Regions from separate parts of the Homo sapiens genome. Here region 1 is linked to region 2. The links are chromatin contacts, found by Hi-C or POLR2A ChIA-PET in ENCODE. All regions are on one chromosome and are shown on one strand. Each heading gives the region's core, a stretch centred on a gene start or an enhancer-like site at or near the end of the contact. The rest is flanking DNA. Distances are from core to core; before and after follow the strand shown.

Region 1 (2,700 bases), core at 156-2,655, 180 kb after region 2:
TTTTCATCCATTTCAGTTTCTTCTGACTGCACCCACTTAATTGAGCTTAGCAGAAGAATCTCACATTAACGTGTAGAATTATCAAAATAATAAACTGTCATTTTAAGCCACTAAATTTAAGGTTGACTTCTTACACAGCAAAAGAGGATCAAACGGTACTTGCTAACAATTGAATGTGTTTGCAGACTCTGGAAAAACATCGTACTGGAATTTCCTCAAATGAATGAATATGTAATGAAAGTGGGTAACAGTCATACATTTGAGACTCAGCAAATTATACTGATTAACATAAATTGAAATGAAAATTCTCAGGCCTGCAAAACTTTGCAGCACTTCTATGTAACAGTACCCAGGAAGATATTTCCCCAGCCCCACTCTCCCCACTCTTTCCCCACCCACACCTCATGTTTCACTGGAAGACAGTAAAACCTCCATTAACCTGAGTGCCAGTGGTCTGAATGATTCATATCAACTGAGAGTCACACATAAAACACATTTGGTTTCAGCACTTAATAGAAACTCTTTTATTGACTAGTATTTCAATTTATTGATTAAAATACTTTAACAAACTGACCCAAAATTTTTACTAGCTCTAGGATATTCTGTTCAAATTATTTTTATGATTGATAGCTCATTGACTTTGTACTTAAAAGAAGGATTTGGGAAATGTCAGCTCAAAATGTTCTATGTAAGGCAGGGATAATATGTCTTAATTTCAAGGGATAGTAGTCCTCTGATGTCTCTAGATATTTTCTTTTAAAATAGCCAACAGGTAAGTTCTGTTTGGGGTCTTAGAAAACTTCTTTGTTTTCTGAATGACTGTTATTTATAGTATGACTTAAAGGAAAAAGACTTGATAAAATTTCTTAGCACATACACACATAAAAACCCATGTGACAATGTAAGCTTCTTTAAAAAGGCTGTCATTTTAATATTCAAGAACCTCTGACAATTGTTTTTACCCCTAGTATTCATTCAGATTTATAATTTTGTATAAGCTAACTGCTTTTAACTGAATAACTTATTTGAAAATATCTTTTAACCATTTGTGTATGCCTTGCCCTCTGTACTGTGCTTCTCATCTTGGAAATCAAAGGGAATAAGGCAAATGACAGTAACAACAATTAACAGTTACAGTCATTACAGTAGTAGTAATAATAGAGTATTATCCATATCCCATTGCTTTACACAAATATTTTAGATTGCTCTTAAAAAAGAAATAGTTAAATGACTAAGTTACACAAAAATGAGAACTTTATAATGCCTGGCACATAATAGATGTTTAATCAATATTTTTAAATAAATGAAAACAAGCAAAAAGCTATTTTATATCAACTGCTGACTAATAGGCTTATGAAATTGTGATGACTCAAGAAATGTTTTAAGACTTCCTCATGAACCTTGCTGACAATGTATTGTCTGTGACGAACCACATTTGTTGATTAAGACAATGACTTGATGATAGTGTGCCCCATGGCTACCTCCTTCCCGGTATCAACCAATTCAAACAGCATCATTACTTCAGAAGACGTTTCATATAGTTTCCTCAAAAGGATTAGTGACTTTTAAAAAATCTTTCTAATGAAACAGGAAAGAAATCTGAATAGTGTTAAGCATGGAAAGAAAAAATCGTCCAGTGAAGCTAGTAAATATTCTCAGCAATGTGTTTAAGGGGTTGAACAGAAAATGAAAGATACTATGAATAGTGTTAAAAACCTTTATCTCTTGCTCTGGAAATGGTTTTGATCTTATGTTTGAATGGAAACGTATCTGCTTGAGAATTCACAATATCTCAATGTCAATAATGAGGGAAGTCTATAAAGTCATCTCACAGGAGGAACTAGAAAGAAGCCTGCTCTCCTAATTCTGTGTCCTGCTGAGCTTATCTTTGCAATTGACTCCACATCTCAACTCTCAGAAGAACCCAAACTCTCAGCATATCCCCTTCCTTTACGCTTGCTTAAGACTAGAAACTTCTGTGTTGAGACAGGAGAAAAATCATTTTAGTTTATTATATTGTACTGCTAAACTCTAATTTATAAGAAAAAAATGAGGTGGAGAAAAATAAGGGATATATTAAAAAACAGGACCTAACAATTTAAGTAGGCATAGTCAGGAACTATTAAACAAGAAAATCTGACTTAAAAACTTAAGTCAGAAAAAATATTTACTACATTCATTTTTTGGCTAGAAAGCAATTTTGCATATTTAATATTTTGAGACTTCAAGTGATGGGGCTTGTGCTTTGTGTTGTCTTTTTTTTTTTTCTATTTTATTTCGTCTTTCTCCTTTTCTCTCCCTTTTCCTTCCCTCCCTCCTTACTTTCTGTTTATTCCTCAGAAGTAAAACAAAGCTACTAAAAAAAGGAGGAGAAAGATGAAGGTACCCTAGCAGAAATCTCAGCCAGCAGCCAACACCAACCACGTCCCATGTGAATGAGGCCATTTTTAATTTTCAGCTATTTCAGTTGTTTCTGATTGCACCCACTTAGGTGAGCTTAGCAGAAGAAGCTCACAATAACATGCAGAATTATCAGAAATAATAAATAATTGTTCATAAAATTCAGTTATTAAAAGTAAGAAAAGAATATGGGAAGTTTAAATAACATCCTAAGAGAGTTATACATAGTTGTAGCAGGAAGACTGCCTGTTGCCAGGACCACTTGTATCTGCCTCGTTCTTTATTGCCAGTCTTCCAAAT
Region 2 (2,700 bases), core at 170-2,669:
TCCCAAATAAATTTTAATATATATGTATAAGCACATATACATGCATATTCATTATATATTTGTATACTTGTCACTTTAGACAATTTGAGTATAGAACTACTTTCAAGGAGATGACAATCCAGTTTGCCTTTGGCTGGTACACTTCTTGCCATTTGCTTATATAGGCATTTTGACATTTTGAAGTTTCCTCCCATCTTGAGTACAGCTGATCCAACTATCTGGGAGTAAACAGAAAGACCAATGGACACCCACAGGAAACATGCTGAGGTGCACATGGAATGTGGATAGGAAAGAGGTCTGTTATGATAAGAAGGGCTGTGGTGAGCATCATAGCCAATGTGGGGAGCCACATTCTGCAGCTCTTGGTAAGTGAGGTCAGTGGAAAGACTTGAGTCATGAAGTGTATATATCATTCTTTCAATTCCTGAGGAAAGCTTCATGGGGGAAACGATTTTGAATAAAATGAGAAACAATTAGTTTGGTCATGTTTTATTTCACAACAAAATTTCCTGTTTTTAGTTTAAAAGGTACCTATGACTAATAACGTTTTCCCCAAATTTTCAGGATATGAAGCTTGTGTTCCTTGAGTTTGACATAAATTGTGCTTCAGGCACTTACACAAGTTGATGAATAGCAATATAATTGACTCATTGTGAATGCCTTTATTCATATTAACCTATTATGATGAATTTCAAATTATAGAGTCTAGATTAGCAGTAGAGCAATTATCTGAGCAGTGAGCTTGTCTAGAGACTATTCTATATTTTTATCTTCAGGAAGATGTCCACAATGGAGCTCCTATTAAGACCATAGCATGCTGAAAGTAAATTCCTCACTTAGAATTATTTCAAGACAACAAAGCATACAGTATTGGTATCCATGTATCAGATAAGACTTTTCAGTTGCAGAGAACCCAACTCCTTGGGAACTAAGCAATAATGTAGATTTGTTGGTTCATAAAACTGTAAACCAAAGGAAGAGCCAGCATCAGACTTCTTTTGGTCAAGATTTTGGCCTCTGTCTTCATGCTGGCTTCATCCTCAGCCTGGCTGTAACCTCATGGTCACAAAGATGGCTGCCGTAACAGCTAAGGCTGCACACTTCCTTATTCATTTCCCAAGTAGAAAGCATCACTTCTCACAATCACCAAATGATAATTCCAGATCTTTACTCAGATTGAACCAAGGTAAATTGACCATCATTGCAAGGGGTGTAAGAATATGCTGAAGACCTTCCCCTGAGCTGGAAGTGGGTCAGTCCACTAAGAAATCATGGTTACTGCGTAATTACCAGGTGGTCACTACAGTTATTTCCTTAAAGGAAAATAGGGGTCCGTTTGGAGAGGAACAGGGGGAGTAGGTGCTGGTTAGACCTGTCAAGCATCTGCCATTTTAATATCTCTATAGAAAATGATATTACATCCTACCTATAAGTGGCAGTATTGGGCTAAAAACGTGGGCTCTGGACTTAGATCGTGGCCATTGAATTCCTAATTCATCACTTACTAGCAACATGGTTTTGTGAAAGTCACTTAACTTCTCCATTTCTCAGCATTTTTATTTGTAAAACAAAATTAACAGACTCTTGTAGAGTTTCTATGAAGATTCAATGGAAAAATGCATATAAAGCACTTAGTATAGAGCTCCTCACTTTGTAAGTACTTGGAGCAACATTTGCATGTGAACTAGCCACTTGATGGTCTCTCTAAGGCATCACTTTTATCTGCTTGGGCATCTGTGTGGTGCCCAGTGTGATTTGGGGGCTTCTCTTTCCATCCTCAGGTCATTTTTATCAGCTACTGGATTCATTTTAAGCAGACTTTTGACCCAGAGACTGGAGGGTGGTCTGATACTATAAAAGCAGTGTGTTCTGGTACATCGTGGTATAAATGTTCAAAAGGAAGCCCCACCAGGGGTTCCCAATAGGGAGTTTCCTTTGCAACGTGAATATCATTCTTAAGTGGTTTGAGAACAGGGTACAGCAGCATCTTACTGGGCATCAGTTTGTGTGCTCCTGTCAGGAAAATTACCATCCAAGCCCACTAAACCCACACAGAACCATAATGTTTTAATTATTCCTTTATTACTTCCTTCAGGTAATTGGAAGGCTAAATATACTTACATGGCAATACTCTATTTTATTTTATTTTAATTGAACTTCACTCTATAAAAGACTTGGAGTTAAGGTGGGGAAAACAGGAAGAAAGGAGGAGGAATAACTAGTTAGTTATTTGTTTTTAAAACTCACCATGTGAGGGCTAAAATCAAAGCTTGGATTACATTTGGGAAAATCTACATAAACTTTGTAATGTGTAAAGTAGGCAAATTAAGAGAGATTGCATCAAGTAACTCTGCCTTGCAAAATAATTCATCTTGTGTATTTACTAAAATGACAAACTTGGTGGTTTTGAAATGTGATTTGTGTTTTTAAGGGAAGCAGTTAGGGCAGAGTAAAGAACTTCAGCTTTGGAGACAAGAAGACCTGTACTCAAGTCCTGACAGCACTGTTTATCAGATGTGTCACCTTGGAAATCCCTTGACATCTCTGAGCCTCAGTTTCCAAATCTGTGAAAGAGAGATAATAACACTATCTTTGTAGAGCTTATGGGATGATTAGAAATAATGGGCATGGTTGTCTAGTACAGTGTATGGGAAATATTAAGAGTGCAAAATAATTCTTATTTATAAAAATTTATTGTAC

The links. Hi-C counts contacts between places; a loop is a spot of excess contacts on that map. ChIA-PET counts read pairs that join two places held with the same protein, here RNA polymerase II (POLR2A).
Region 1: a loop to region 2 is called in a map of endothelial cell of umbilical vein, with 2.8 times the contacts of the local background. The contact joins two enhancer-like sites. A Hi-C loop is called at or near these places in 2 of 168 maps with a recorded cell type or tissue (endothelial cell of umbilical vein and mammary epithelial cell). POLR2A ChIA-PET finds 5 or more read pairs at or near these places in 1 of 52 experiments (AG04450).

What each region holds. Positions count from the first base shown.
Region 1 is chr4:73,843,131-73,845,830 of GRCh38, forward strand. No RefSeq gene overlaps it. Among named protein-coding and RNA genes, the nearest start is that of CXCL6, 7.8 kb to the left of the region's middle. Within about 2 kb of position 1,406, at least 5 of the 41 ENCODE cell types and tissues checked have a DNase peak (open chromatin) inside an H3K27ac peak, as active enhancers do; they include endothelial cell of umbilical vein and mammary epithelial cell, where a contact is called at or near this core.
Region 2 is chr4:73,661,437-73,664,136 of GRCh38, forward strand. No RefSeq gene overlaps it. Among named protein-coding and RNA genes, the nearest start is that of RASSF6, 42 kb to the left of the region's middle. RefSeq lists a silencer at 191-396. Within about 2 kb of position 1,420, at least 4 of the 41 ENCODE cell types and tissues checked have a DNase peak (open chromatin) inside an H3K27ac peak, as active enhancers do; they include endothelial cell of umbilical vein and mammary epithelial cell, where a contact is called at or near this core.